Linked DNA regions of Homo sapiens: regions 1 and 3 are each linked to region 2. The links are chromatin loops, found by intact Hi-C in ENCODE. Cell type or tissue: ascending aorta. All regions are shown on one strand. Each heading gives the region's core, and the rest is flanking DNA. Links, peaks and the distances in the headings are about the cores only. Region 1 has its middle 15 kb from the start of SIX2. Region 2 overlaps LINC01121 (long intergenic non-protein coding RNA 1121). Region 3 holds the start of SIX2 (SIX homeobox 2).

The links. Hi-C counts contacts between places; a loop is a spot of excess contacts. Peaks named below come from ENCODE experiments on the same cell type or tissue, not always from the same donor. Only the 100,000 strongest peaks of a DNase experiment are listed, where the experiment ranks them.
Region 1: a loop joins it to region 2, with 2.5 times the contacts of the local background. A loop is called at or near these places in 9 of 110 quality-filtered maps.
Region 3: a loop joins it to region 2, with 7 times the contacts of the local background. A loop is called at or near these places in 8 of 110 quality-filtered maps.

Annotation. Positions count from the first base shown.
Region 1 is chr2:45,019,215-45,029,945 of GRCh38, reverse strand. No RefSeq gene overlaps it. Among named protein-coding and RNA genes, the nearest start is that of SIX2, 15 kb to the right of the region's middle. In ascending aorta, for the core only: a CTCF peak has its summit at 5,011; a DNase peak (open chromatin) is centred at 4,825; H3K27ac peaks cover 1,016 bases.
Region 2 is chr2:45,168,483-45,179,213 of GRCh38, reverse strand. It overlaps LINC01121 (long intergenic non-protein coding RNA 1121), which reads left to right. Exons shown (of 6, transcript NR_033831.1): 5 at 4,001-4,099; 6 at 4,627-4,873. Among named protein-coding and RNA genes, the nearest start is that of LINC01121, 81 kb to the left of the region's middle. RefSeq lists enhancers at 8,127-8,756, 9,622-10,122. In ascending aorta, for the core only: no CTCF peak of the experiment used is centred there; a DNase peak (open chromatin) is centred at 5,493; H3K4me3 peaks cover 491 bases; H3K27ac peaks cover 1,827 bases; H3K27me3 peaks cover 84 bases.
Region 3 is chr2:45,003,745-45,014,475 of GRCh38, reverse strand. It overlaps SIX2 (SIX homeobox 2), which reads left to right and starts at 5,024. Exons shown (of 2, transcript NM_016932.5): 1 at 5,024-5,925; 2 at 7,991-9,294. The coding sequence starts at 5,366. The coding sequence ends at 8,306. RefSeq lists enhancers at 868-1,688, 3,952-4,551, 5,556-6,329, 7,603-8,146, 8,147-8,690. In ascending aorta, for the core only: a CTCF peak has its summit at 5,422; DNase peaks (open chromatin) are centred at 4,235, 4,785, 5,573 and 5,906; H3K4me3 peaks cover 4,285 bases; H3K27ac peaks cover 2,669 bases; H3K27me3 peaks cover 693 bases.

The sequences.
Region 1 (10,731 bases), core at 1,907-9,906, 150 kb after region 2:
GGGAGCCTTCAATTAAATACCTAAGGAGAAGGCATTCAGTTCAGCACCTGGCAGTAATGGGTGCCCAGAAACTTGTCTCTCACTGTCCAGGCTTTTCAGAGGTAAACTCCTGTTCCATTTAGCTCAGATGGTCCCTCCACCCTGTAGGGCCAGGAAGAGGTTGACAGAGCATGGTACTGAGTCTGGGCAAAGGGCCCAGGAGGTTTGGTGGTTTTCTCTCCGCAGGTTCATTCATTCCTGGGTTGGAAGCTGAGCTTGGCTCAGAAGCTCTTTCACCCTCATTTGTCTCAGAAGTGCTGGCCCTAGGCTCTCCCACCCAGTAAGAGTTTAATTGGAGAAAACGGTGACTTTTTTAAATGAAAAGAAAAAACAACCTTCAAAACTAGATTAAGAGCAGAAATGCACATGGCAAAATATCTGAAAGCTCCTGGCAGGTGGTGGAAGAAGTCTCTTACCGGCATGAAGTAGAAGCAAAGCCGTCAGCCTCTCCGGAGCCCACAGTTTCAGAGCATGCTGTGAGCAGCTGGGACTTCTCAGCTGGCCACAAGCACTTGTATTCTCCCTGGGGTAAAATCAGTAGCCAAGGCAGTCTGCTCTCAATTTTCTGTCTTGTGGCCTATCTGAGCTGGGATAACTCCGGGATGAGGGAGAGGGGGACTGGGTACAGAAGGAAAGGAAAAAGGGGGTCCTGACTAGAGGCAGGACAGAGCAGAGAACCCATGGCATGCGTTCGTGCCAGTTCCAGTGTCTGTTGCTGTGTAACAATCACCCCCAAAACAGTGGCTTAAAGCAATTTATTTAAATTTCTTAGCCTGGTGCAGTGGCTCATGCGTCTAAACCCAACACTTTGGGAGGCTGAGGTGGGAGGATAGCTTGAGGCCAGGAGTTCAAGACCAGCCCGGGCAACATAGCAAGATCTTGTCTCTACAAAAAAAAAATTTTTTTTTAATTAGCTGGGTGTGGTGACACATGCCTTTGGTCCTAGCTACTCAGGAGGCTGAGGCAAGAGGATTGCTTGAGCCCAGGAGTTTGAGTGATGCAGTGAGCTATGATTGTGCCACTGCCCTCCAACCTGGGTAGCAGAATTTTAAGAGACCCTGTCTCTTAAAAATTTTTTTACTTTTTTAATTTAAAAATAAAATTAAATAAATAAATTTCACATGGTTCTGGGGGTTGCATAGGATCAGCTGGGCAGTTCTCACTTTGGGTCTCTTCTGATGTCAGCAGGAGCTAAAGACATCTGAAGCCTCAACTAGGCTGTGTCCCAAAAGGCTTCTTTACACACATGTCTGGCACCTGGGCAGGGATAGTGGGAACACTGGATGATGGCCCCCACACATCCCACACATTCTTGCCACATGGCTAGTTTGAGCTCCTTCACAATATGGCAGTCTGGAGTATCAGACTTCTTACACAGTAGCGGCTTTTCCCTGAACTTGTGTTTCCAGAGTCCAAGGAAGAAGCTGCAAGGCTTTCTATGACTCAGCCTCAGAAGTCACAAAGTGTTACTTACCTCTGCTGCATTCTGGTGATTAAAAGGGCCAGCCCAGATTTAGTGTAGGAGGGACTGGTGTGAATTCTGGGAGGGTTGACCCATAGTGGGAGGCTTTTGGGGAGACTAGCTACTACAGTGCCTTTGCTGTGTGGCTGGGGCTGTGCCCATCAGCCCAGTTGCCAGGCAAAGCAAAAGCTAAAGTGACAAGGACAGTCACTTTGCTGACTGGTGCAAATGATGCCCTCTAAACCTTGGTGGGGAGGGAATGTGGTATAAAGAACCAAAAAACCTGGGGCCTGGCACTGGCTCTGGCTTTCTCGGGCTATGCACTAGTGGGCACTGGTGTCTTCATCTTAAAATTGAGGCAGTTGGATTAAATCACTTAAGTTTCTTCTCCTCTCCGAGTTAAGAAATATATGGCTGGGTGCAGTGGCTCGCGCCTGTAATCCCAGCACTTTGGGAGGCCAAGGAGGGTGGATCACTTGAGGTCAAGACTTCGAGACCAGCCTGGCCAACATGGTGAAACCCTGTCTCTACTAAAAATACAAAAATTAGCCAGGCGTGGTGGCGCATGCCTTTAATCCCAGCTACTCAGGAAGCTGAGGTAGGAGAGTTGCTTGAACCCAGGAAGCAGAGGTTGCAGTGAGCCAAGATCGCGCCACTGCCCTCCATCCTGGGTGACAGAGTGAGACTCAGTCTCAAAAAAATCATAAAAATAAAAATAAGAAATATAACATGCTATATGAGTTCATCACAGAACCCAAGTCTCTCAAGAGGCAAGGGGACCAAGTCCCAGGGCCATTCCCAGAAGCAAGTATGAAAATTAGAAGTGCCAAGTTATCAGTCACCAATCTTTGCCTCTTCTGAGCAACAAAATCCATATGGCCAAATGGATATGTCCAATTCAGGGGATCCTGCACTTCCCTTCCTGACTGCATGTGTGTACACTTGCGCATGTGTGTGCACTTGTGCATGCGTATGCATGTGGGGAGGTGTAAACGTCAGGCAAGTGTCCCACTGCACACTGTGTTTCTGCTCCAGAAAAAACTGCCAAATGAGTAGTTTATACTGGAGGAAACAGCCCAAATACCTCAATTTATGTAACTATGTGTCGTACGGCCTTTTAATTTAGCCCTCGTTCCAAATGCATGACACATCCTTTTGACACCTTGAAGAAATGCTTCTCAGATGGCAGGCTGGGCACTGCAGCTCGAGGCTGCAAAAGGAAAGCACACAGCCCTGAAAATTAAAAGGGATTTAGATCCTCCTTGGAAATGTCCAGCCTCAGGCTACTTGATGTGGTCATTTATTAAGTGACTTAATCAGGGAAAGGAACTCAGTCTCAGAGCAATTAAGTTGCTTTCTGGGCACTGCTGGATTCTCCTAATTATGAGTGGGGTATTGCATTCATACTGGGACTACCAGAAGATAATTCTATTCCAGGGTTGAAAAACACTTAGCTACTCAGCTATGGAGACTCCATGTTGCTGAGAAACCTATTAAATTGCTGAATTTGGGGAAACTTTCCTTTGATTGAATCCAAGCAGGTTTGCTGTTTTTTGCTTTGTTTTGTTTCTTGTTTCTGAGACAGAGTCCTGCTCTGTCACCCAGGCTGGAGTGCAGTGGCATGACCATGGTTCACTGCAGCCTCAACCTCCCTGGCTCAAGTGATCCTCCTGCCTCTTCCTCCTGTCTAGCTGGGACCACGGGTGTGCGCCATCACACCCAGATAATTTTTTATTTTTGGTAGAGACAGGGTCTCACTTTGTTGCCGAGGCTGGTCTGGAACTTCTGACCTCAAACAATCCTCCTGCCTCAGCCTCCCAAAGTGCTGAGATTACAGGTGTGAGCCACCTTGCCTGATTTCCAACAGTTTTTTAACATAGTTTTATTTGCCCTATAATGAGAAGGATTAAGGTTATAGAATTATAACCTGTCAGAGTCTGATGACTCTCAAAGCTCTCTTATCCCAAGCTTATTCATTTATCTGCCAAAGAAACAAAGGGAAAATGTTAGTGCTCAAGGCCACATACTTTGTCTTTGCAAAACTGGGACTAGCCTTCAGGTCTCCTCTCAAAGCTCAAGGCTCTTGTCTAAACTAGTGGGGAAAGGATCTCTCTAGGACTTTGTTGGGATACTGAAGAACCATTCTAGGACCCCCTCAAATAACCAGCTATGGCTCCCCCAAAAAGTAGAGCAGAATGGACTCAATATCCTGTGCAAAGTGTACATGTGTGAGTGAATGCTCAGCGAGAGAATTTGCTCAAAAATATTTATTGAGGGCCTACTATGTACCAGGAACGATGCTAGAAACCAGGAATATGGCAGGGAACACAGTGTCTCTGGCCTAGAGAAGGATCTTACACTAGAGGCCAGTGAAGAGGAAAATAAGGGAATGAGTGGATGAATAAATAGATGGATGAGTAATTAATAGATGGATAAATAGATCGATAATAAATGAATGGATAGATGGATGGTTGCTACATTTAGAAAGCCAGGAGAGCAACAACTCAGGATTAAGTTAGGGCTTAGACTCAGAAACCTGGGGACCTGCACCATCCTGCATGCCTGCTATGCAGCCAAAATCAACTCTATTCAGATATTCTCCTGCTCAAAAGTCTTCGGTGGATAGCCAGTCCTCCATAATCCATACCCTACACTGCTCCAATGTTTGCCATTTACTTCAATTCTGGTTAATCTCATCACAGTGTCCTTAACACCACTACTAATCAAAACCATTCCTACTCATTTGCTCAGACTGACAGCTTTTCCTGGAATGCCCTCCGCTGTGCCCTCTGCCTCTTCTCCAAGTCCCTTTCCCTTCATCCAGCTCCCCCCACCTTCTCCGGGCCTGCCTGTAACACACACCAAGCACTGAGCACATACTCTTCGGGAGGTGCACCGTATCTGGTGAGCTACATTTGTCTCCCCCACCCTCAGCTAAATGGTCAGGTCATCTAGGTTAGGAACTGTATTCCCTTTCAGGGTCCCCAAAGACAAGCACATGGCTGGGCACACAATAGATGATCAATAAAGACTTTAAGAATAACATAGAATCTGAAGAAAGTAAGTATACGTGGTCCCCCAGGGCACATGCCTGGCTTGGGTTCACCCCTAGGAAACTCTGAAACCCTGGTTTTCCTCCCAGAATCTACTTCATCCAGCCCCGCCCTCTCCATCTGCTGTCATGCTTTCCTGGAGGCATCCCCTCAGAATTAACATTGGGGCGAGGCCTGGAGTGCTGGGCAAGGACGCGGGGAGGGGCCTTTTGGATTGTTTTACAACAAAATCTCCTCTTCTGAGCTGGTGAATGACTCAGCATCTTGGATTCCAAATGAAAAAAAAAAAAAGCCACTTTCATTCTGTCATGCAGGAAGCACAGAGGGTCCAGCTGACTTTGTGATGTCACTGTGCCAGGCTCGGAGCCCAGCCATGTCAAATCTGGGCACCTGAAGTGTGAGCTACTCTGCCAACCTTCTAACCAGTCAGGGATGGAGAAAGAGCACCTCCTGTTGATGGACTTGGCAACCCCATTTTATAGATGAGAAAGTTGAGACCAGATAAATCAAAACCTCTTAGGGTTCCCCAAATTGTCACTCTTTCTCCCTGATGTCTGCCCAGGACCTCTCTGAGCTGGTGAAAGATGAAAATTAATCCTTCCTCAAAACAGCTGCAGCCCTGTATTAAAGGAAGAATCTGTAAATACACAGCTTCTTTTGAGCCCCCACACCACAGGTGGCTGGTGGGGAGCCACCGTGCCTGCTCCCACTCTTGCATCCCGCTGGTTCCTGAGAGCCAGGGGCTCTTCAGAGAGGGGACTTCTTCTCATTTGAATATGTTGGGAAGCAAAGGGAGGTGTACATAACAGGCCCTGTGACTGCTGGAGGGAGACCTGGGCCAGCAGCTGCAGGAAACATTCAAGAACAGTTCATCCTTACAAAAATATCCTCCCTGACACCAACCAGCTCCGGAGAGGCAGGAGGGGACACTGGGAAATCAATCTCCATTCCAGAATGAGCCAGCTCTGCCACTGAGGCAGTTTCCCTCTTGCCCTGGCTACCACTGATACAGAATACCAGCAAGTGTCATAGCATCCACCCGTCGCTGCATCCCAGATCAGGTGGCCCGGGCTCCAGGACCATGCCAGGAGGAGGGGAGAAGCATCCTGGCCTGGCAGCCTGGCTTGGTCATGTGGGCATTGACTAGCCCACCTGGCCACCAAGCAGCACCTGGATTCTCCCCTCCTACCTTCTGCTCCTGCCGAATCCAAAGCATGGTCAGTGCATTCAACATGAATTCAACAGTCCTGCTGCTCAGGGTAGCAATACAGGACAGTGGCCACATGCCCAGACTCTGCAAGCAGACCTTGCTTCAACTCCCTTCTCTGTCCCTAGTTTAACCTCCCTGCACCCCAAGTACCCACTTTCCATTACGTAAAATGGGCCTAATGGCAGTCTCCACCTTAGAGAGTTGTCAGGGGAGTCACAAATCCTTCTTCTCAAGCCCCTTGTTCAGTGTCATAGTGAGCACTCAATAAAAGACAGCTACTATTTATAAATTAACAAAAAGACTTTTTAAAAAGCTTCTGCGGGGTACAAGTTGCCATGCTAGATGCTGGACCATTTCTGTGTTCATTATGGCTGGGCAAAGGAAGGGAGGGAGAAATTATTTAATCCAGTAAATTATGAACAGTTATGAGAAAGGAAAAGTATTTGATGTCTGAGGAAACCGACAGTATTGACTAAAGGCTAAGAATGGCCTCTGCCCTAGATGAGATGGCAGACCCCTGGTGCAGTAGGATGGGGTGAGGGAGTGTGAAGATTATTTCCCATTCTCATGCCTGTCATACTAGTGGCTATGAAGGGACACAAACGCCCTGTTCTAGATCCAAAGGGGTGCTAGGACTCCCGAGGAAGAAGCAGGAGGCCTTCTACTGGTGGATCTAGAAGCTCTGTCAGCCTGCCCCCACCATGGATCCAGGGGTGAGCTCAGGGCTGGTGGAGGGATGCTGGGGTCTGTGAGTCCCTGCATTGAAGGCTGCCTTTCATGTCTATGTGCATGTGAGAATTTTCTTGGGAAGACACATTTTCTTCATGTTTTCAATGGGGTCCCTGACCTCAAAAGGTTTAGAACCACTGCTCTATGCATTAACTTCATCCTGTCCAGCATGATTCTCAGATGATATTGTTAGCACCAGTCCTCTCTCTTCAACCAGACTGTATTTGCCATCCATCACCATCATCTGATATGGCCAGAGTAAATGTGTATTGGTTGACTCTGTATATTTCTACGTATTTCAGCTTTTCCCAGAAATCTCTCACTTTGGACACCTGGAGGGAGATAGGCGACAAACACAAAGCCTAGCAGGCTTTCTCAGGTACGGCTAAGGTAGATCAGGAAGGCAGCAGTCCCTCCTCACCTGACCCAGTTAGGGCTGGAACTGAAGCCTGCAGTCATTTACAAGTCATTGTGCACCATAATACTGCTAGTCATTCCTTTCTTCAACAAACATTTATTGAGGACCTACTGTGTGCCATGCACTGTTCCAGATGTTGGAGATATAGCCATGAGTCCATCAGGCAAAGTCCCTTTTGCCATGCAGTTTATACTCTAAGAACGAAACAGTCAACGATAATCAGACAAGCATGATACTTTCAGATGGTGGTAAGTGTGAAGATAAAACATAATTATACAGTGGAGAGAGCAGGAGACACTCAAGGTAAAAGCCTAGAGGTGGGAACAAGTTTGGCACATTTGAAGAACAGGAAGGAAGCTAGGGCAGCAGAAGCATGATGAGCAAAGAGACAGAGAAAGAGCATCAGAAGCAGTGAGAGAGAGAAGCAGGGGCTGGATCACCTTCGCCCTTGGAGATCTCCATAGGGAGTTTGTGCTGGGGGCAGTGGGGAACTATCAGATAATTTTAAACATCAAAGTAATGTGACACATTTTGAAAGTCACTAGGACTGCGGTGGAGAATTGTTGGGAAGAGAAGAAGCAAGGAAGCCACACACCAGGTGCCAAGCCAGACGCAGGGGACCCCATGACGAACAAGACAGCCACACACGCTGACCTCACGGAGCTTATAGTCTTAAATAGGAGACTCTGGGGTTCCCTGCTTCCTTTGATCCAAAGTCAGAAGCAAACACAAGGCCAAGATGTGCCTAGTCTCTGAGCTGAGAAAGGAAATAGTATGGTTTCCTCCTGTTCGCCCAGACCTGTTCAGCCTCAGGGGCACACCTCCCCTATCCTAATTCTCCTTGTTCAAACCCCAGACCAAGACCACCTTCCCCATCCGAGAAGCCTTCCTTGCCCACCTAGGCACACCTGTGTCCCAATCATGGTGGTGAGGAGTGGTGGGTGGTCTTGCTCTCTTCTGCTTCACACAGGTGAGTTTTGTTGACCAGCTAGCCTTCCCCCTCTGACAGCCTAACACAGAGCTGGGTATAGAGTAGAGGCAGCGTAAATACTCCTCAGATTTATACTGTGGGAAAAGAAGTATATATTTGTCCATTGACTGGAATGGAATGAGATTAGATTGGATTGAATTGCTGGTGGGCATTGTAAGTACTGACGTAGGTGACGTATGACCTCCTAGAAACTTCTCAGATTAAATATAGGCTAGAAAAAAGGTAGTAGAAATTACAGATTCCTTGTGAATGACCACAGCCCCAGCCATGTGCTACATGACCACAGTCCCAACTACAAAGATTATAACAGATTGAGCTTACAAATTTTCCCAATTAAGAGCGCTAGCTATTGAGAAGGGGGAAAGTTCAGTAACTGAGTTTGTTTACTTTTTGTTTTTTTTTTTTTTTTTTGAGACGGAGTCTCGCTCTGTCACTAGGCTGGAGTGCAATGGTGTGATCTCGGCTCACTGCAACCTCCACCTCCTGGGTTCAAGCGATTCTCATGCCTCAGCCTCTTGAGTAGCTGGGATTATAGGCACGTGCCACCACACCCAGCTAATTTTTGTATTTTTAGTAGAGACAGGATTTCACCATGTTGGCCAGGTTGATCTCGATCTCCTGACCTCGCGATCCACCCGCCTCGACCTCCCAAAGTGCTGGGATTACAGGTGTCAGCCACAGTGCCTGGCCGTTTGTTTACATTTTCTAGTTTCAGGTTCTACTGTTCTTACCAACCAAGTCTCCCTCCCCCAAAACCATCACTAGAAACTGTGACTAAAGTCCCTTATAAAGAACTGGTTTGGGAGTGACCCAGAAACATGTGGCACATTGAAGGCAAACCAGTCCCCATGGCTTCAGAAATTATATCTGCATGTGACTATGAATATGCATATCCATCATTCCTACTAATTATAATGTATTTTTATATGTATGTGTTGAGACAGATACTTGCCTATATGTATGTTTACTTACATGTGTGCATGTACATTCGTATTTGATTCTATGTGTGTGTTTATGTGTGTGAGTCCCTTTCTATATCCTTTCAGCAAGAACTCTAAATTAGCCCCAGCTGTTTAGGAGGCTGAAGCAGAAGGATTGCTTGAACCCAGGAGTTTGAGGCTGCAATGAGCTATGATCGCATTACTGCACTCCAGCCTGGGCAACAGGGTGAGACCCTGTCTCAAAAAAAAGGAAGAAAAGTTTAAAAAGAATTCTAAATAGTCTTGCTAGGGCTGCAAAAGACATCACTTAATAACCTTGTAGGCTTAATGTAAGCCTTTCCCAAGAGGAAATCTCACCCTATGAAGGGCTCATGACCTTCCCAGTCTGAATCTGTTCTCTGCCTATGCTCATTTCCCTGTGATACCTTTGCACTGCGCCTGCCCCTAGTGTAGGGAACAGACACTGGGGAATGTATTACCTGAAGCCAGATAGGGGGCAGCCACAGAGTTCCAGAGGCTAAGATCCATCCGAGAGTTGCCCCAGCTAGTGGCTAGGGGTGTGAGAATAATATTTGATCCCCAGGGGAGACAGTTCTTAAGGCCCAAGGCAGGGGTCTGGAGCTCAGGACAGGTACTCAGATCCACGAGAAAACTGGATTACTAAGAGGAAAGCCAAAAGTTCTGATTATGTATTGCTGTGTAGCAATCACTCCAAAACCTAGTGGCTTAAAACAAGGGCAATTTTTTGTTTTATTTATGGATAAAATGTGGCCAGGGCTTGACAGGAATGGCTTCTCTATGTTCCTTGTGGCATCAGCTGGGACACCGTGACTGGAGGTGGAGGATCCTCTTTCAAGATGGCTCACTGACATGCCTGGCAAATTGGTGCTGGTGCTTGCTTGAGAGTTCAAGCCTAAGGGGCCTTAATTCTTTTGCACATGGGCCCCTTCACAGGCTATTTGGGCTTCCTTACAGCATGGTGGCTGGTTCCAAGAACAAGTGTCCCAAGAGAACTAGGCGGACACGGTACTGCCTTTCATGACCTAGCCTCAGAAGTCACATTGTGTTACTTCTGCCATATTTACAAGGCCACCCAGATTTAAGAGAAACACACACACACACACCTCTCAACTAGAGCAATGTCAAAGTCACATTAAAAGAAAAGCATGTGGAGCCAGGTGCGGTGGCTCACACCTGTAATCCCAGCACTTTGGGAGGCCGAGGCAGGCCAATCACTTGAGGCTAGGAGTTTGAGACCTGCCTGGCCAACATGGTAAAACACCACCTCTACTAAAAAGATATAAAAATTAGACTGGTGTAGTGGTATGTGCCTATAATCCCAGCTACTCAGGAAGCTGAGGCATGAGAATCGCTTGAACCCAGGAAGTGAAGGTTGTAGTAAGCCGAGATTGCACCACTGCACTCCAACTTGGGTGATAGAGCTAGACTGTGTCTCAAAAAAAAAAAAAAAAAGAACGAAAGAAAAGAAAAAGAGAAGAAAAGAAAAGAAAAGCACATGGGATGGGAGATGTTGTAGTCATCTTTAGAAAACAAAATCTACCACACAGGTAGAAGATTACTCATACAACTAAATTCATTCCTTTTTCAACAAATCTTTTTTGAGGACTTAAAAGGTGAGGAGTGAGGAACCAGAAGGATATAGTCCCTGCCTTCAAGGAGCTCCCAGTCATGGTGCCATCAGGTGTGAAATCAAGGGGTGAGAGCACTGTGACATAAGTGTGATGCTGGGGGTGAGGACAGGAAGGTCATATGGGAACTGGAGTAGGGCCATGGCCTGACCTGGGGAAGAAGAATGTCAGGAAAGTTTTCCAGGGAAAGTAACATCTAATCTGAGTCCTGAAAGATTAAGAGATTGGGAAAGGAGGGA
Region 2 (10,731 bases), core at 1,116-9,115:
TAAGTTGGAACTTTGACATGTGACTTGGGGAGTCTGGGGTGCATCATCGGTTGCATCTCCTGAGAAAATTCTCAAACTAGGAAAAAATATGTTGACAGTGAGCCACAAAGGTTGGTATTTGTAGCTGCCATCCTCAGTGTTTAGGAGAAATAAGTTTTCATTATGGGACATGGAACAGATGTCAAATCCCCAGCCATCCTTGTGCTGTTTGCTGTTTGTTGAGTCACCCTGGAGCTTGTCCATCCCGGCACCAATTTTCATGGGAAGCATCAATGTGGGGCCAGAAGGCCATGCTGATGGATGGGCTCACAAGAGGAGAGCTGGAAGGGGGGCCTTCTGTTGGCTCTGGTCATCTTAATTCTTCGGCCACTTTGCTCCCCTTACCCCAAGTCCTCGTCCCCATCACCTTCATCCTCCCCTCCCGAGCTGGATTCTCAATTCTGTTGCCAGGCTCCCATGCCAGTTCCTGCAGCACTGGCTTACCAGTACAGAAGTGAGGGCTGCAGAAACACCTCTGTGCAAGGCACACATGTTGTTTGTGCCACCCATGGGCAGCTAGAGCTCTAAGAAGGGATAGACCATTTCCTGGACAGTGGTAGAAGGAGGTGAGTAGCTTTCTCAGTGTTTTCCCCTGGGGCCCCACAAGAGAAACCTTGAACTATCCTGACTTGCCAACTCACTCCAGGGCTCCACAGTGTTCCCAGGTATTCTTGCTGACCCAGCCATGTCCACCAGCAGACTGGACTTCTCATTTCCCTTACTATTCTGAACGAAGCAGACAATTCCCCTTCTCCTTTAATTAAACCAAGATAATGCTGGGATTTTGCAAAAAAAAAAAAAAAAAAAAAAAAAAAAAGAACTTTGCTAGAAATCTAAGGAAAAAAACCCCAAACATTTAAAATAGAGTTTCCTAAGCCTGGCAGACTTCATTAGACAAGATTTCTGGTCCTTCTCCCTGTTCTTATTTAACTGGGCTCCTGGACCAGTCACGAAGGGCTCTTGCCTTATAGGCACATGCTTAGCGTTCGTAGATACAGCTGGTTTCCACTATGACTATGCCATTTTTCATTCCCATCAGCAGTGTGGGAGAGTTCCATTGCTCAATGCTTGCCCACCTTTGGTATTTCAGTCATTTCGTGGGCGTGTATTATTTTGTGGGATTGTGGTTTTAATCTGCATTTCCCTGACGAATAAAGATATTGAGCAACTTTCCCTACACTTATTAGCCATTTGGTTATCTTCTTTTATAAAGTTTGAATCTTTTGCACATTTTTTAACTGGATGCACGCCATTCATCAGATACGTCTATTGCAAGAATCGTTTGCCAGTTTGTAGCTTGCCCTTGTACTCTCTTCATGCTCCTATGGCCCAAGTGAAATCCTTTTGTAATATAAAACCAGAGTCAGAGGGAGTGAATCTACAGTATGGCAGTCTGCTTTTACTTGACTGCATTTCCAAATCACTTTTCAGAAAGTCAATAATATTTATAACTCAGCACCACAGAAGGTGCCCTTGTGTCCTCTCCCAATCAATTCCCCATCCTGCAAAAGTAAATTCTATCCTGACCTTTATCACCATAGATTTGTTTTGCCTGTTCTCATCTTTCACATAAATGGAATCATACTGTGTATACTCTTTTACATCTGGCTCCTTTTGCTCTACATTATGACTATACGGTTCACCCACTTTGTGTATAGTGATAGTTTGTTCTTTTTCATTGCTACGTGATATTCCTATGTGTAAATATACTGCAATTTGGGTTCTTTCCAGGTTGATGCTATAGTGAATAAAGTTGATAAATATTTATATAAATGAATATTTATATTTATAAATATATAAAATACATAAAGCTATATTCTTGTACCTGTCTTTTGGTAGACAAATCCAATCTTGGGCCTATAACTAAGAATGGAGTTACTGGGTCTTGGGCATCAATTTGTGCTTTGTTTTAGTAGATACTAAAAGCTTTCCAAAGTGGGTATACTAGTGTACGTTCCCACCCACAGTGTGTGAGTTTCAGTTGCTCCATATCCTCTCCAACACTTGACATCATGAATTTCTACTTTTTCAGTCCTTCTGCAATTTGTGTATTTGAGTGAAGGCTTAATTTGCATGTCCTGATGACTAATGATATTGAGCACCTTTTCAAATGCTTACTGGCCATTTGGATATCCTCTTTGTGAAGTGTCTGTGGAGTCTTTTGTACATTTATGATCTTTGGGTTGTATTTGTTTTTGACTTGTAAGAGCTCTTTATATATTGTGGATATGGTGGATATGAATCTTCTGTCAGATATATGTCTTGAATATTTTCCTCCCAGTATGTGGTTTGCCTTTCCATTTTCTTCAGTAATGTCTATTGATAAGTGAAAGTTCTTAATTTGAATGAAGTTTAAATGATCAATCGTTGTCTACTCTTCAGGAAGACACTCCTGCTTGGGCTCTCTCTCTGCTCTCTGCTGCCAGGCTACAGGCTGTTCTGCCTGATCTGCATGTGCCTCTCCCACCCTTACTGCAGATCCCCTCCTCTCTGGGGATTTGCTCTGTTTGCTTGACAAAGACTCCCTGGATGGAGACTGAAGCTCCCTGGATGGAGGCTGAGCTCCACCCTGGGCTCATTCACCAAGCAGAGGTGATTCACTCATCCTTATCAAGTCCTTCCTGGCTCTGGTTACCACTCTCCTACTTTGAAGGTGATTTTGACACTTCCTCCAGTGTCCTCTTATCAAGGGAATGCTTCTCAAGATCTCAACTCTACAGGATTACAATATAAAGTTACTTTTCATCTTAGGAACAAGATCTTATATCACAGGTTTAATGTTGACACTCCAAACTTGGGCCCAGTGTAATCCAATCAAAATCTACTCATATGGCTGTGACCATCTCATTTCATATCTCTAAGGTACTATTAGAACTGCCCCCTCTTCCTCCCTCTAAGGGGTTCTTCAAGAGGAAGTAAGGAGATTTGCAAATGCAATCAAGGAAAAGCAGAAGTCCATAAACTTGGATGAAAAACTTACATTTTCATTTCTACCAATCATTATTTAAAAATTAGCATTTCTTTTCATTATGAATGTAGACAACAAGCTACAGATGCATTAGCAATACCTGTGACTTTCTCACCAATAGAAATCACAGATACCTTCATATCACATTATAGTTGTTGAGGATATTTTGAATTTATCATTAACGCTTATCATTGTTTCAATATCACAGAAATTATTAGACTCACCACTAGATCTTGCATTTGATGTGCTAACAAAGAAATATATCACAAACTTATTTCTTAAAAAAATCTTGATAATTTTATTTCTATATATATATATTTTTGTTTTTGTTTTTTTTTCTGAGACAGAGTCTCGCTTTGTCACCCAGGCTGGAGTGCAATGGCACAATCTTGGCTCACTGCAACCTCCACATCCCAGGTTTATGCGATTCTCCTTGCCTCAGCCTCCCAAGTAGCTGGGATTACAGGCACACACCACCACGCCTGGCTAACTTTTGTATTTTTTTTAGTAGAGACGGGGTTTCACCATGTTGGCCAGGTTGGTCTCAAACTCCTGACCTCAAGTGATCCGCCCACCTCGGTCTCCCAAAATGCTGGGATTACAGGCATGAACCACCGTGCCTGGCCAATTTCAATATAACTTACACGTTTAGAAACATTCTGAGAAATAGTCTGTACATTTTACAAAACTGCCAAAGGGTCCCACGCAAAAAAAAGATTCAAAAATTCCCATCAACTAAGAGATCCTCTTAAACCCATAGCAACTTAAAACCATTCATTGACCTATGCTGATAAACTAGCAGCCATGCGTCTGCATTGGGTGGTGCTGAAATCCACTCTATCTTTGTGTTTCCTTGACACAGGGTTGTAGGGGAAGGGTGATGAATCTCAGTGGGCCCAGGCATGTGGCTCCAGTTTTCCTTCCCAGTTTTCCAGTGGGCCTGGGCATGTGGCATTCCAAGGATCCTGAAAGAATAGGGCATCTCTTTTGCAGGTCACAGGAAATGGGTAGCTATCCAGCTAAATAGATTTCATGCTTGACTTCAGTGGAATAGCTCAAATGATGATCTGTTTGGGAGAGTAAATTAAAGAGGTAAGTGGGCATGATGGTTTTATTTGGTTTAACTTTTGCTGGTTTAGTTGCTCCCCTAAGCATTTTTTAAAAATATAGACCTCTTCTCCCAGCATCCCGCTCTCTCAAATTCTGGCCAGATCCTGCTTCTCAGGGAGCACTAACTTTGAATTAGCTTGGAGGGAAGGCCTTACCAAGAACTCCTTTCTCTACAAGATAATCAAAACATGACCATTCTTTTCTCATAACTCCAAATACACAGTCCCTTGGTATCCACTGGGGATGGGTTCCAGAACCTCCCAAGAATACCAAAATCCACAGATGTTCAAGTCCCTTATATAAAATTATATGGTATTTGCATATAACCTATGCATATCCTCTTATGTAGTGTACTTTGTCATCTCTAGATTACTTATAATACCTAATACAATGTAAATGCTTTGTAAATAGTTGTTATACTGTATTTCTTAGAGAATAATGACAAGAAAGAAAAGCCTATGATGCGTTCAGTACAGATGAAACCATCCTTTTTTTTTTTTTCTGAATAGTTTCCATCCGAGGTTGGTTGAATCCACAGATACGGAACCCACAGATATAGAGGGCCAACCATACTGAGTCCTGACTTCACCCATTCCTTCTACCCCCATCTCTCCTAATCCTTAAACTTCCTTGCAATTCCTGGAGCAGAATACTCGTGTAGGAGTCAGGGGTTGTCTTCCCTTCCTAGAAGCAATGCTTCTATGTTCTCATTTGATGTTGAATAAAACATTAAACAGAAAAGCTTTGATAACATCACATAAGAGTCTATTTCCTTGGCTCACACCATGAGAACTAGTGAGATCCCCAGTTCCTCAAAACTGGGGAACAGTATGCTTCATATTGCTATCTAATATGACCCACCAACCCCATCTTCCACCCTCCACCTTCCCCTTGCATCCTAACCTTCCATTTCATCATGCAAGCTGCTGTAGTCGTGAGTTGTTTTCTGAGACGAGTGAAGGACCACTGACATCTATGTCTTCTGTAAAGAGTAGTGTAGACATGGCTATAACCACCACCTCCTCCTCTCTTCCCCATTAACGTCACTTAAATTTTGAATGTTTGACTGTGCTATTTTCAAAGACACTGTAGCGGATTCTGCACATGACATGCTTCCAAGGCACTATAAGTTGTCTGTAAAAAGCTAAGGCTGTCACTTGTTATCAGGACCTCTAACCAAGTTGTTGAAGTTGACAGAGTTTTATTAGCTCTGTTTTTGCAATAGTCTGTCTTATTCTGGAGACAAATGGGGAAACTTTGCCTTCACACTGGGTTTGTTTTATAGCTCTTAGATGTGTAATACAAATGAATGATGTTGAGCCATTTCCAGCCTGCAGTGATGGGTGTCAGTTTCTTGGACACCACTAGGAAATCTGTAACGCTGAGCCACGTCATAGTGATTCAAAGGCAAGCTGTCCTGGAGACAGGGCTGGACTCTGTGACTCACAATTAGAACTCTGTGATTCTAGTTCTGACCCTTCTTGTAATGACTGTGTGGCCTTAGATAGGTCCTTTCATTTTGGTTCCATTTCCTCATCTATAAAGACAGAGACCTGGATGAGCTCTAAGTCCATTCCAGCTCTGTCAGTTTATTATTCTAATAAATGAATTACCAAAAAAGTCGTGAAAACATCCAATCAAGAAAAGTAACTGTGATTCTGTTTTATATGGTGTTAAAGATTCCCACTTGACTTTTGAGTCTCTTTACTCAGTATATGTACCCCAAGGTTCTACTAGATTCCCATAAACTATTCTTTAAAATTGACCTTGGGCCAGTATAAAATCCTGTCTTATTATCCAAGGCCCAGATTCTGAGTTGTAAGAAGGTCTATTTAAAATGGTATGTTTTTCTTGCAGCGATTGTTAAGTGGTCAGGTTTTATGATGTTTTAACATTCATTGCCATTCATTATCTAAACACTGTTCTATAATCCAGGGAGTGTGAGGTTAATAAATAGAATGGAATTCATTCTGGGTTTGATTTCATCTGCTGATTCTAGTGGAAGTCTCTTTATATCTATTCCTTCTTTCTCAACATGTTTAAGCAGAGAAACTCTGGCTCTCTGTTCATGATCTTAAATCTCTTTGACTTTGGGGAAGGAAAAAATGTTGCTGTCTTCAGCCCCAAGTTCAACAACTGTAAAATGCGGTGACATGTCATAGGAAGAGAAATCCATTCATCATCACTACATTTTTGAGTGACTTAAATATTCACCATATAACAATATGAATATTTAAATCACTTACTTGCCTTTTTACTTTTAAAACAGAGAATTTTTCCACCTGTATAATGTTCATGAGTCCTAATGTTATAATGTTACATTACATTCATCTGTTCCATTTTATAATGCTCCAAGAAGGAACAGTAGGGAAAGAAAGCTTCACAGTACACGATGGACATTTCACAGTCCAGCTGCATCTCAGGCAAAAGGCAGCCCTGTTGAAGCTGCTAAATGTTCCACTTCACCTATTACGATTATGGATGGCACAGATGGATTTTTGGAAGGCTGTGTCCTTTTAGCCAAGTTATTCTCCCATTGAACAAGGCGCTCACTCTCCTACCTTCCCATTTCTGACTCCACCACCACCACTCCCTCCTAAGTACACACTAACACTTGGACTTGGACTACATTCACCAAAACATATAGTTTCATTAACTGATTGCTTTGCTGCACTCCAAATGGCCTAACATTTTGTAGCTGAAGGAGTGTAAATCATGCCTTATGTGGGCTACAGTAGGATGTGATGTTTAGAGAAAGGAAAATATGCTTCCTTATAGAAGCAAGAGGCACTAAGCCATCTGGATTGTAGAGAAAAAAATTTGGTCATTCATTCTGATGTTTTGTCTGCGTAGTACCAAACATCTGGAAGTTGGGTGACAGACTGAATTTTTCACATCCAGATATTTCTGCATTATACTGAAACACAACTATATATTTTTAAGACTTTAAATAGTAAAAGCATAAAAGATGTACTAATTTCACATTTTGAGGTAGAAAAGACAAATGAAACTGAGGCAAACTTCTGGTTAGTTCTTTATGTAATATGCTATTTTTGTTTTTCAAAAGTCACTTTCTGCAACTAAACTCTTAGAATTAAAATAACTATGAAGAAATATCCCCAGAAATACTGAATGTGTGTCATTAAAAAGCACAATTTAGACTGTTGCTTAACAGCTGAAATGTTCACATACTGCAAATTCAGGTAACACTTGGACAGTTAAAAGCAATTATTCCGAAAAATAATTGCTTAGTAGTTTAAGAGAGTTTCATTCCAAGTGACTCTGAAAACATTTATTCCTTCCACACAAATGAGAATGCATGGTCAAGGTTCTAACGGGACTTGCAAGGAGACTTTTCAGACCTTTTCAAGAATCAGTTTTGAGAAATGCATTTAATGATGCAAAATAAAAATTAAGATTCCATCTGTTGGAGCCACCTTGAACACTTGTCAGAAGAACACAAGCAGAAAGGAGTATTTAAGCATTCTGTAACACGACCATTTGAAAAAAAAGTAAAATATTTTGTGTTGTTTTGAGAACTGCATTTTTCTTGTCCTCTCACATTAAGTGGCCTTGGATCTAAGGCTTGTTAGAAGACATGTTCAGAACCTGTTTCCTTGTATTAGAAGACACGGAAATCTGGCTCTCAACTGCCAACAGGCTTCGTGGGCATTGCTATGCCATGAGAATTCTAATATATTTTTCATTATTTCCACAAAGGCATATAGAGTGTGTACATTACACACAGCAGTATAATTGAGCTGAACTGGCCTGGTGCCGCGTTTTTGCTGACTCAGCACATGGTTTCTCTTTCCCAGATTACTAAAACAACTTTCCTCTGAGGTAAAAGCTCCGCAGAAAAGCAAAGGGGAATAGAAATACAGAGGGGCCTTATTTTCACCCTTAATTATACCAAGTCCAAAGGCAAATGCAAAATCAGATCGAACTTTTTGAGGCTTCAAAAATAAAAAAATGTCCCCCTTTGCTTCTCCTCCCAACCCCTGCGCCCGTGGGAGTCACAGTAAATTAGAACCCAGCTTGTTTTTCAGCGATGAATTTGCACCGGGCCTCTTGCGCTTGGGGTGGCGTCCTCGATGCGGATTGCCCGTGCCTTTTTTACGCTTTGTGTACGGTATTTTAAGCGAGGCAGGCCAACCTCGTTTTGTATGGACTTGCACCAGCAAACATTTAAGAGTTTCGCATCAAGGATACTGCATATCCCAGACACTGCGTACAAACTTTTAGGACTTGGGGTCACAGCACTTGTTCCCCTTCTCCGCCCGCTTCAGCGCTAGAGCCTGCAGAGATTTAGGGTCATGTGTGCGCGCCGGCCCACAACATACTACTAAGTGGCAATGGCCGGTTCCCAGACGCATCCAACATCCTTCAAGTTCGGTTTTCTGCTCCCTAACACACTCAGCCATTGGTGCAGCGGGAATCACTGGGCTCCGATTAGCACGCGGGACAGAGGCAGGCGGAATACTGTGAACCTCCGGTCTGCCCCCCTAAGCCCCTCATCTCCCCCATGACCCGCTAGCTAATCAGTGCAAATGCCGTAGGAGGCCAGGCCCGCAACTGGCATTCCAGAGAGCGCGGACCACCAGCCGAGCTTTAAATAAGTGCAGATGTGACAGGCAGGGGAGACCCAGGGAGGGCCGCCTCTCCCGCCCCGCACCTCCCTCCAGGCTCAGGCCGGTGCGCCGCAGGCAGCAGCCATGCACACAAGGCGCCCGCGGGCAGTAATGTTGCCCGGGACTGGGGCGCACACCAAGTGACTGCAAAGGGAACGGAGGCCCGCGAGTTCGAGGGCAGCGCTGGAATGGTGTGAGCCCCGTCACCCATCCCTTCCTTGGCCCTACGGCTTCTTCCTGAAGAGGCTGGGGGATAGCGGCCCATCCTCGCCTCCACCCGTCCGACCGTCGGGAAATCCCGAACCCGGCTGGCTGGAAAGCCGGGAAGGTCTGGCTCATCCGCCGCAAGGCCTAGCCCCACCGCCGACAGCCGGGAATCGCCCCCACCCCACACGGAAATGCACCTTTCCGGTTCCCAGCCCCGAGCTGGGAGCCGGGCGAGAGGGCGAGGTTGCAGGCGTCTCTGCCTGCGGGCGGCGGTGTGCGGTCCTGGGCGTGCGGGCCGCGGCGCGGGGACAGCTCAACTCCAGGACAGCGCCACGCGACCGCCACCGCGGGGTGGGGCCTGACCCGGGGCGAGAGACCGCCCTTGGAACCGCGACCCTCAGCCTCCGCTCTAGCCCGACTGCTGGCTCCGTATCTACAGGGCTGGTGGGAAAGCAGAGAGAAGGAGGAAACGGACCCTGGCGCGCCCCGGTGTTTCGTCTGCCCGGAGCTAGACTCCGACTGTCTTCACAACTACCATCCCCAACTACCCTACCTCGGGCGGCTCCACTCACTCCATACCGGCCCGGGTCTCCCAGCCCGCGCGGCCATTCTCGCCTACGGTCTCGCCCTCCAACCCGGGCTCAGCTTCGGGTCGGAGCAAACCCGCTTTCGCCCGTCCCCGCCCGTCTCCGCGGGTGCCATTCCGTTCGCCCAGAGGGTGGCGGGGTTCGGAGCTGCAGAACACTTGGCTGCTGCCCGCCGACCTCACCCCACCAGCCCCCCCGTCTCCCCGTCACCCCGGTTCCCCAGTCCGTGGCGCTTCCCTCCCTCCAGTCCGCGCGCCCGGCCGCCGCAGGAGCGGCTCCCCGCCTTAGCCCGCAGGCCGCGAGGTGCACGGCCCTCTCTACCGAGAAGCCTGACCGCCCCGGGCCTCCCCGTCGGCCTCCAGCGCCTACACCCGTTTCGGCGCCCACTCTTCGTTCTGCGCCCCTAGATGCCCATCGGCTGCGGGAGAGGCTCCCGGAAAGCTCGGTGGGGCCCCGCGCAGAGCCCGCCCGCCGGAGCCGCAATGCTGCCATGGTTTCCCCGCGCCACCAGCCAGGCAAGGCGCGGCGCGAAGGGCTCTGGGAGGAAGCCGTCGGCACCTGCGGGCACTGCACCCTCCACTCCCCGCCTGCCGTCCCCCGCCTGCCGTCCCCCGTCCGCAGCGCCCACAGCCACGTGCGCGGAGCGGAGCTGCTCCCGGCCGGGGGCAGCCCAGCCCCCGGCGCCTGAAGGGGCCGCCGCGCCCGCCCCGCACCTGCACCCTCCTCTCCCACTTGCCTTTCCATCTGCGCGCGGAAATGCCACGGGCTTAGAACAAACTTTTATTTTTTTTCAGCGACATTCACGAGAGAGACGAATAGGACACGGTCATCCGAGTGCCGAGGCGCGGAAGCGCGAACTGCCCGGAGCGACCTGGCTTGGCGCACAGACTCATTAACCAAGCCCGAGAGGAGGCAGCAATGCGTGTGCGGGAAAGGGAGCGGTTCTCAAAATACAAAGTGATAAAACAGCTTCCAGTTATATTGAAAAACGATGCAAACCCTCAATTCCTTTTTTTTTTTTTTGGACCTGGCCGGACCTGGAAATGCCGGTTATAAACAAGAATAAAAACTTGAATTTATTGGTGGAAGTCCTGTTAAAAGAGCTCAACACAAGCATATGAGACAAACTGCAAGGTGATGAGACGACCATGCTATACATTGAGGGGAGAGTCGAATGAATTTTTCTATT
Region 3 (10,731 bases), core at 814-8,813, 160 kb after region 2:
CAACCTAGTGCACCTCTGGGTTGTGTGTCTGTCTCCGAGGTCTCGCTCTTCGCGGACGCGCCCCGATTTTCGAGCCCTCCGTGCCAGCGCACAGGCGGGTCAGTGCTGGGGTGAGGAGGGAAGAACCAGCGGGCCCTCTCCGCGTCCTCTCCCTCCTCTCCCTCCTGGGCTACAGGCCTGCGGGGAGCCGAGCGCGCAGCCCCGCCGGCCTGAACTCTGGGCCCGCCGCGTGGGGGCGCTGGCGTGCAGACCCGGCGGAGCCATGGGGCCCGGGACGCGCAACCTCTCCAAAGCCCCATTGCAAAACAACCCGGCGGTGGAGCTCCGCGGCTCCCTGAACCCAAAGCCGCGAGCCCGTCCCCTCGCCCCGTGGCCCTGCCCGCCGCGCCCGCGCCCCTCCGCACCCAGGCGAAGGGGCCCAGGAAGGGACTCCAGGACTAAGGCGGGACCGCGGGCGGGGACGCAGGGCCGGGGGTCGCAGGGAGGCTGCCAGCGCCCGGGCCCGGATACCCGCCCCAAATCCCGCCTGGTCCCGGCGCCACCCGGGCCGACTCGCCTCTGTGCCGGCCTCCAGGCTGGCCCCGAGCCCCTGTGCTCGTTCTTTTCGTTTGAACAAGATCCCTCGTGAGCCCGCGGCCTCTAAACCGTTTGCTCTTGTGGGCCCTCCAGGCTGCCGCGTGGGTCTCAAGGTGAAGGCCTGGAGGGCAGAGGGGTGGCGGTGACCCCGTTGCTCCAGCTCTCGGGGCCTGTGACTGCCCCAGCCACGTGCGGCGCGGGCGACGCCGCGGTTCGCGCGGTTCCAAGAGTGCGACCGCCCGGAGCCCAGCGCCTCTCAACCTTGCCCGGGCTCGGAACGTCGCGGGGCGTGTTCTCCGACACAGAGAATTCGTGTGAGCCGACTGGCCTCGCCCTGACCTGCCCCTCTTAGGACAACACGGAAAACCGCTGGTGCAGGGTTTGCGAGTAGCTGGTTGCGTCCGCCGGGACCCGACAGACCGGCAGGTACGAGGGGCAGGTGGGGAGGCACCGGAGCCTCAGCGCAGCCCCGCCCGGCACCACCTGCCCGCTTTCAACGAAACACGTCGCCCAGGCCCAGAGAACTCCGGGACTGTCTGGGGAACGCGCCAGGCCCATGTCGGCTGGGGCGCTCGGAGCTGGGAGAGGGCGGAGAGCCTCCATCCAGGCCGGAGCATCCCAGAGCCCGAGGTGCGGAGCAGCATGGAGCGCCCGAGGCGGGCGGCGCCAGGGCCAGAGTCTACCCAGGGGATTTCTGCCGCCTTTATAGGCTGGAAAAATAAAGATCAAAAACAAACCGAAAAAAAAAAGCTCTGGTCCCCTGACTTGGCACCGAGCACCCGCCCCCTTCTCTTTTTCCCTCTGTCACAAACAAGGTTTCTGATTTGCCCAGAACAAAGGCCTACCCATCCGCTGGCCTTGGAAATAGCCAGAGAGCAGCTCCTTCTTCCTAGATTACCCTATTCTTTGCGAAACGGCCCCATCCCAAAACCAGGGAAGCCCTCGGGAGGCCAGTGGGCTGACTTCTTCCTTTGCCCAGAAGTGCACCCGCTGGGCGCGGTGTGCCAGCCCTGGGCTGCCCAATGGGCGCCGGACAGTAGGTGCCTTCTGGCTCTGTCCTGGGCGCTTCCTGCCCAACTCCAGGCACAAAGACCCCAAACTGTCCCTGACAATTCGTCTGGGACAAAGCTATTCCATCAGCCTGAGATCACTGGGGAGCACCCACCCACCCCTGCTGCTGCTTTCCAGAAAGTCTCATCCTCCCAGGGACTTCAGGGAAGCTTGGAGGTGAAAGGAGGTGTTTCAGTAAAGCTCAAATTTCCATGGTTCCGAAAAGGTTTCTCCCCCTAGCCATGGAGTTTCTCCCGTTTTTGCTGGATAAAAAGCAAGCACAAGCCTCTTGGGAATGGGTCTTTGGACAGGAAGGAGGACAGGGATTCCGGAGATTGGAGTGAGGTAGAACCAAAAGTTTCGGCACCCCGTAGGCCTCTCAGCAATTGCTCTGGGCACTGCAACTAGGGGGCTGAGATTGTCATTGGCTCAGGCTGGCTATTAAATCCTCATCCAGACACCTCCCAAGTATTCTGTTCTGTGGCAAAGACTATCGGGGAATGGGCCAGGCAGGGAAGGGGCTAAGGAGTGTGAGGAGACCCTCATTCAGCATGTAACCCAGCTACTGCTGCTACCAAGAGGTTCTGGCCCAGATGTGCTGGAACCAGTTTTCTACATACATGGGGGAGGAGGAGAATGAGGGGCATATTGACACACACCCATACATCGGGTAACGGTGCTCCAGGTTTTCAGTGCTTCCTCTGTAATGACTTTTCATATGGCACACAGTATGTTATCCACGGTGGCAGGCCCCATGTCTGTTCTGTTCTCTCTGTGCTGCTTAGTGTTGCCTGGAGGCTCCTGGCAGGTCTGATTCATGGGCTTAGGGCCCAGGGGCTGCAAAGAGGGCAGCACTTGGAGGAACAGTGAGTCTGAAGCTCCAGAAAAATCTGCTTTCACTGAACATAGGCGGGACCCAGTCCTGGGGGAAGTTTAATCTTAAAGCTTCATGGGTCAGAGGAGTGGCACATTCATGGTGAAGGCTGTGGCTGAGGTTGCAGAGATTGTATGCTTTTTCAGGGTTAGTGTTCTTAGACCCACCCCATCCCAGAACCAGCAGGAACTTGAGAGATTACCCAGGCTTCAATCTAATAGTGGAAGAGAATGAAGAGCAGACTGGGGACTGGCCCAGGGTCTCATACCAGGAAGTGACTGCCTGGTCTCACTCACCCACACCAGACCAGGGTGCTCCTCTGCAGCCCCAGCCTAAGCACGCTAAGATGTAAGATGGCCATTGCCAGGGCTGGGACCAGCCAGCCAGGTGAATCCTTTTAACCACGTAGCTGAAGGAGACGTGCTGAAAAGAGTACGTTGCACTTTTGTTGGAGGTCAGCAAATTGGGCTTTGAACCTCATCACAGTCTGCGGTAAATTCTTCTCCATGTCTCCCAGGGTCCTTAGATCCAACTCTGGGGCAGCCCCTGTGCAGCAGTGCATAGGACTCTGGATAGGGTGGCCTGGACACAGCAGACCTCCTCCCAGCCCACAGATACAGACTCTAAAGATGCCACCTGGATTTCTGCAGAAAGCTTCCCCTTTCTGCACCCGCACTGGCTTGGGACCTACTTTGTCAGCCCTGTGGCCTCATTCAACATGCCAGGGTAGGCCCCTGGAAGCTAAAGTCTTAAGAGGAGTCCCAGGGTTCCATTCTCTCATGCCTACAACACTCCCAAAGGACTTCCGGAATGCTGCAGCACAGGGAAAATTTTTGAAATCTTGCAGAGAAGGAAATAAACACAAAGGCATAAATATATGCCTTACCATAGACACCAAGCAAAACCAAAAGTTGAACCCAGGGCTCTAGACTCCCATTCCGCGCTCCTAGCACAAACTCCATAGAAAGCATAAAAGGGTGGGAAAGAAGGAACTGGCCTAGACTCGGGTTCCATAGCCCTAGACTGGCTGAGGGCAGAGCCCAGGATTTGTGCTGGCTTGGGTCAGGCACTGAGTATGGCCCTAGGAGCTCCTGGCCTGCAGCAGCTGAGGGGGGAAGAGGAGGAAACTGAAGGAAGTGGAAAGGACATGTCCGGGAAGGAGCTAAGCCCCGGGCTTTTCAAAACGTAGAGCAAGAACACACCCATCCTCAGTTCTCCCACCTTTGTGCGAGCCCTTCTCCCACAGGACCAGCACCACATGTTTCCATTGGCACCCTGACAAAGAAGCAAAAAACAGGACCCCCTTTTAAAGCACCTCATCCCGGAGCTCAGCGAGCCGGTTCCCAGGCTGGAGTGGCCAGGAGCCGAGCCGATCCCCAGCGGCGAAGCGGGAGGACTGGGAATCTTGCCTCCGTTCTCCTCCCCGACCACCCACCGGGGAAGCCCCACCACCGTCCTAGAGTCCCTGCCGTCGCCCCTCTCCCCCGCCCCGGTGGGCAGACTGCGGGTCTGCGCCGTCCGGGGTTCTGCGTCGCAGCTGCCGGCCGGAGTCAGCTTCCATAGAGGCCACACGGAACTGCCTGGCGCTCCTCGGGCTGTGGGACCCGTGGGGTTAAGTCTGAGTCCCCGCCCGGCGAGGAGCAGAGAGCGCAGAGTTGGGGCGGTACAGGCCGCCAGGCAGCCGGCGGGGCTAGGAGAGGGAGGAAAGGCGGGATCCTCCGGGAAGTCGATTCTCCGGCGTCCGCCTGCGGCCACTGCCAAATCTTCCCCATTTCTTTCGTCTACTCCCTCCCCTTTTCCCTCGAGGACCGCTGAGTCCAGAGTTTCTAGGATGGGGGTGGGGCGCTGTCAGCAGAAAAAGCCAAGTCTTTGGGCGGCACCCGAGCACGTCCAAACTCTCCCATCCCACTGGCCTGCGCCGGGGTAGAATGTGCCCGGTGAACAGAGAGCCTGGGAGGGACGCGGTGACCTGGGGAGAAGGGGAACCCTGTAGGGTCTGGGCGAGGCTGCAGAGCCCTCTCCTAGCCAAAGCTGCCCAAACTTTCTTCCCCTGGAGTCTCCTTCCACCCCTCTCCCTCCCCTTCCTCCTGGACACCCCCTTAAACGGTCTCCGCCTTCCCTTCTCTCCTCTTCTCTCCCCACCTCGATCCACCCCTTTTCGTCTTCGCCCGCTCCCCCCGCTCTCCTGTCCTCCTCCTCCCTCCCTCTTTGGGCATCCGCCCCGTCAATCTCCGCCGCCGCCGGCCCCAACCCGGCCCCTCTCCGCCTCCCAGGCTCTCAGAGCGCCCCAGGCTCCAGTAGAGCCGCCCTCAGTTCTGCGCGGAGCGGGGCGATCTGTCAGCGGAGCCGGCCGGGGGGAGCCGCCCGGCCCGCCGAGGCTCGGGTTACCAGTGACTGACAGCGTCTCCATGGCGAATAATTTGACTCCGACTATTGTCTGGCGCTGGCAGGCCCCGGGTCAGATAACCGGACCAATCAGGGCGCGGGCCGCCGCGCCTCATGCCCGCTTAGAATAATATTATTAAGAAAGCTGAGAGCCAGCTAGACGGGAGGGAGAACGAGTGAGAAGCGAGCGAGGGAACGGCGGGCGGGCGCGGAGCATGCGGAGCGGCGCCCCGGGCGGCCCCCGGGCTTGGGCGAGGGCTTGGGCCAGGCGCGCGGGCCGTTGGGGTTCGGAGCTTCGTGGGACCCGCGGCCGGCGCGGGGACGTACGGCAGTGACTCGGGGCTCACCGGGGGCCAGTGCCGGGCCAGGGGGCCAGCCCCGCCCGCGTCTCGGCCCGGACGGCCCGGCGAGGAAGCTCCCATGCGGGACCGCGCGGCCCGGTGAGGGCGCGCGCGGGCGGGCGGGGACGCAGCCGGCACCATGTCCATGCTGCCCACCTTCGGCTTCACGCAGGAGCAAGTGGCGTGCGTGTGCGAGGTGCTGCAGCAGGGCGGCAACATCGAGCGGCTGGGCCGCTTCCTGTGGTCGCTGCCCGCCTGCGAGCACCTTCACAAGAATGAAAGCGTGCTCAAGGCCAAGGCCGTGGTGGCCTTCCACCGCGGCAACTTCCGCGAGCTCTACAAGATCCTGGAGAGCCACCAGTTCTCGCCGCACAACCACGCCAAGCTGCAGCAGCTGTGGCTCAAGGCACACTACATCGAGGCGGAGAAGCTGCGCGGCCGACCCCTGGGCGCCGTGGGCAAATACCGCGTGCGCCGCAAATTCCCGCTGCCGCGCTCCATCTGGGACGGCGAGGAGACCAGCTACTGCTTCAAGGAAAAGAGTCGCAGCGTGCTGCGCGAGTGGTACGCGCACAACCCCTACCCTTCACCCCGCGAGAAGCGTGAGCTGGCGGAGGCCACGGGCCTCACCACCACACAGGTCAGCAACTGGTTCAAGAACCGGCGGCAGCGCGACCGGGCGGCCGAGGCCAAGGAAAGGTACGAGTAAGTAGACCTTCTTCGGCGCCAGCTCCCCGGGGCCCAAGGGAGGGGTTCGCAGGGCTTCTGCCGGTCCCCCGGAGAGGCCTAAACTGGGCCCCCAGGCCCGGCCACAGCCCAGCGGCAGCCCGGCCTGACTTGGACGATGCTTAGGCCTTTCTATGCCGGAGACCCGGCGAGCAGGGATTTGTCTAAAGCGGGCAGAGCAATTCAGGAAGTTGTCAACTAACTACTCGGTCGCTAGAGGAAAAGGGTGGAGAAGCAGAGAGCTTCGGGGCAGCGCAGAACTGTGGGCCTGTATCCCCTGTGAGGCAGGCACAGTAGGTCTGGTCATCCTCAGGACAGAGGGGTTTGAGCCCAGATGAAAGGGGATTTGCAGATTTCTTGCTGGTGGTGCTTCCCGGCATTTCCCCCCAGCCTTAGCTCCAGGCCAAAGTGTGATGGGGTCGGGACTGGGGCTGGAACTTCCCTAGAATGACCTGGATGGGGAAAAGCCAGGCCATGAATTTTCGTTGTCACATGGAGTTGAGAGCGGGTCCTTTATCTCCTTAGAAAGGATCCAGAGGTGAAAGGGAGGAAGTGTCAGTTCTGGGAGAGAAGAGACGCATGCCCTGTTTTCTGCCTTGCTAGAGATAGCCGCCCTTCCCTGGCACTCCAGGCCCTTGATGCCTCTCTCCTTAGGCCCTACCTCTGATGGGTAGGTCGGAATGTCTGCGGTGAGCTGAGAGGCACAGAGGGGCTGGGAGTTGGATGTCCTCAGGTAAACCAGGACTTCCTGAACCAGCCTAAAGGTTGATCATTAGGCCCTTGCCACTGCCTGCCCTATAACCCCTCAGGACCTCAAACCTGGAGAGAAACTTATTATGGGAACAGAATCCAGCCCGGGGTAAGAGCAAAACAGGACACCTGGGGTTGGTGATATGGGGTGTGTTCCACCCTGAGTTTGAATGATCAGGGTCAGAGGTGAGGGTGCTGAACCAGAAACATCTTAGGGGGAGTGCTGCAGGCTCAGATACTTCCAGGTATCTGAGACCCTGAGGTTGGAGTTTCCACAGTGGTGAGGTCTCAGCTGCCAGCCCTGTGGGAAGCTCCCTCCCAGGAAAGCAGAAAGAAAAACCCTCCCGAAGCTGGTGACAAGAGATCCTACCCAGGATTTTAAATATCCAAATCTGGGGAGGAGCTGTCAGTCAAAGGCATAGAAGGAGGTGGGTTCTCTCTGCTGGGTCCCCCTCCACCCAAACCGGCATGTGATCAGACTCCTGAAAACCTGGGTTCTCAGACCAGGCCCCAGATGAGAGCTGCAGATTCCCGGAGTGGCTGGTTACAATGGAAAAGCCTCGGCCTTCTCCCAGGGGCTGCCCTTTATCCCCCAAGCTTCTGGTCTCCGAGCTGACGTTTTCACTGTACCACCACGGAAAGGGAGTCCTCCATCCTTGGACCCTTGTCTCTAGGCCCAGCAAGGAGAGCCCTCACAGGGCTGCCCAGTTTGGAGCTACAGGGAAAGGACGCTTAGCCCCAGGAGCCTGTCTCCCAGCCAGGGGTCTCCCTCGGGCAGAAAAAGCAAAGGGAAATGAAGTCTTGTGAGAGGCCCTAAATCCCTTGACCTGGGATCCAGGGTTCCTTAACCTGCTAGCCCCACATCTACCCAGCAAACCTGGCTTGTGGAGCCTAGAGTGATCTGAAAATCCAGGCATCGTCTCTTCCTCCCGGCTCACCCCACAACTTCAGGGAACCCTGTTCTCCTGCACCTCTGTTCCTGAAAAGAAATATTGGGGAAGGGGGGAAAGAGGAAATATAGAAAAGATATTGATGAGATTGACAGCATGAGAGGTGGGGACGATAAGGGCAGAGGGGCAAGAGAAATTGGGTGTTGAGAGATGGAGAGAACGGGCAGAAAGGAGAACCCAGACCAGGTCGAGGAAATGGTAGAAACCGAAAACACCCGCAGGCCACAAGCCCGGGATCTGTCTCCCGAGGCTGGTGGCTGGCTCTGACTGTGACTGAGATGGCGCTGGGTGGTCTCGATGTCCCTGCTGACCCCGCTGCTTTGCTCCCGCACTTGCAGGGAGAACAACGAGAACTCCAATTCTAACAGCCACAACCCGCTGAATGGCAGCGGCAAGTCGGTGTTAGGCAGCTCGGAGGATGAGAAGACTCCATCGGGGACGCCAGACCACTCATCATCCAGCCCCGCACTGCTCCTCAGCCCGCCGCCCCCTGGGCTGCCGTCCCTGCACAGCCTGGGCCACCCTCCGGGCCCCAGCGCAGTGCCAGTGCCGGTGCCAGGCGGAGGTGGAGCGGACCCACTGCAACACCACCATGGCCTGCAGGACTCCATCCTCAACCCCATGTCAGCCAACCTCGTGGACCTGGGCTCCTAGAACCCATTTGCCTTGATGAGCTTGCCTTTTGTGACTTGACACTGGGGACGTGGAGTGGCGGTGTCCAGGGGCGCCCCGCCCCTGCGGCCCCACCAGGTACTGAAAGACCCGCAGGCTGAGCGGGTAGAACAGCCGGGTAGGGCAGATAGCTGTCTATGTTGGTTCTTGTTTGGGATTTATTTTCAACAAGTTACTTTTAGGATCCTTTTGGGGCTGGAGACTGAGTCTTGAACCACAGAAGGGAATAAATTATACACCACTGTCATTCTCTCTCTCCCTCTGTCTCTTCCTTTTACCCTCTCTTGTCTTGCCTTTTCCCCCTTTCCTCTTCCTTTCCCTTCCTTCTCTTTTCTTTTTTCTGCTTTCTGTCTTTCTCCCTCTCCTTGTATTGCTTTCCTTCTAGATTTCTAGCTTGCCACCGTTCATTCTCTCCTTCTGTCTCTCCCTTTCTCTCTCCTTCTCTGTTTCTCCTCTCTTCTCTCCTGCCAGTCTCTTGTACTCTGTGTCCTGGTCCCTCCGTATGTACCCCTGTCTTTCTCCTCCTGACTGGTGGTCTATCTGCCCCTACCTCTGGCCCTCGCTTTACCGGAGTAGGGGGTGGGAGAGGGAAGAGGAGAGAAAATACAGGGACTTTGAACCTAGGCCATCTCCTGAGGCCTTTTCCCTCGCCCATGTGGGTCAGTGGGAGCTGCAGGTGTCAGCTTTTCGTCTAGTAACTTAAGTGAGAGAGAAAGGGCAGCGCCACAGAAGCCCCTAAACGCCGCCTCGTCATACGCCCCTCCTCCTTCTCTCTTGGCGAGGCCCCGCCACACCGCGCTCTTCCTCCCGGGACTGTGACTACAGCGCTCCCGGCTGAGCGCGCCCCCCGAGCCGCCGACTTGCCGTCTCCCCGTAATGCCCTCATGTGAATGTTCTTCGGGAAATATTTCTGCTTTTATTTTATAATAAAATTAGAAATCATAAATATATAAATGGTTATATGCCACAAGGCCCGCGGGCCGGGAGTGCAGCTGTGTCTGATTTCCCTACCAAGACTCGACACCCCGGGTGGGCCGTTCTGGTTGGCGATGCTCTCTGGTGAGTCCCGAAACAGCCAGACGCCTTCCTATACACACGACTTGTGTCAGTCGCTAGGTGAAGGCACTGAAATTCCTGAAACAGCTCCCTCCCTTTTCCTGGCTGGGAAAACTCGCTGCAGAAGCGGGGAGGGGCAGCCTGCTGCCCTCCCCACACCAGCGACGCGCACAGCCCTTGCCAGCCTCTTTCTCCACCTCGAGGTCGAAGTGGAAGACGAGAGAGCTTGTGCCGAGGGCGGGTACGTGCCTTCGGAGATGCCAAAGCTGGGGAAGAAATTGGGCCGCAGAAGTTTCCTGCCGCGCGTACTCCTTGGCGGTGGTTGCAGTCTCCGAGACTGGGCGCGATGCGCTGCGCGGATTTGCCGGTCCCAGGCTCAGACCCCCAGACTTAAGCTCCAGACGCCCAGTCCCGGTGCTGCGTGTGGCAGTGGAGCAAAGGTATTCGAGCTCGCAAACCTGCTTCTGTGGATTTGCAGTGAAACTGAAGGGTCAGGGAAGGAGGGAAATCGGACTCAGGGCGGCCGGGCCGGCGGCCGCCTCTGCTCTGTTTCTCCCTTTCTCTCTCCCTCTGTTTCTCCCTTCTTCTCACCTGCCAGTCTTTTGCATTCTGTGTCCTGGTCCCTCCATCTGTACTCCTGTCCTTCTCCGCCTGTCTGGTGATCTATCTGCCCCTACCTCGGCCCTCGCTTTCCCGGAGTGAGGGGTGGGAGAGGGAAGAGGAGAGAAAAGACAGGGGTCAGACTGAGCTGGCGGCTCCGGCTCCGCGCATGGGGCGCCTAGGTGCTTCCGTGGCTATCAATTAACCTGCAGCGCCCCCTCCTCTCTGGAGTGCCAGCCCCCCCCTTTAAACGACGCATCTGAACCAGTCCAGGCAGATCCGTAGTGGGCAGGACTCCGAGAGGAAGAAGTTGAGGCTTTCCCTTCTCGGGTCGCAGTGGCGGTAGGTACTGACCGCGTCCCTCAGCGACCAGGGCACCGCGGCCGGGCGGAAGGGAGGGGATGAGGCGCTCGTGGCGCCCCGAGTTCCTAGAGCACTGTGTCCTCTCGGGGCTTTTCCTTTCAGCATTTTCTGGTAAAACCGGGATAAAATCAGAATACCCTTTCGCTTGGACTTTCTAAGCGCAAGGATTCCTTCCTAGTTGAGATTAGAGCGGCTGCAGGCTGCTAGGCCAGCTAATTTGGCGCTGGAGCCTGGACCTCGGCCTTGGATCTGTGCAGGCCTGGAGGTCAAGGGGCTACCCCAGAGGCTGGGACTGCACGGAGTGGCTGCAGTCCTCTGCCTGGGGTCGCACCATGTGTCCCTCCACCTTTGCACCCCAAGAGGAATTCCGGTCAAGGCAGTTCCTGCG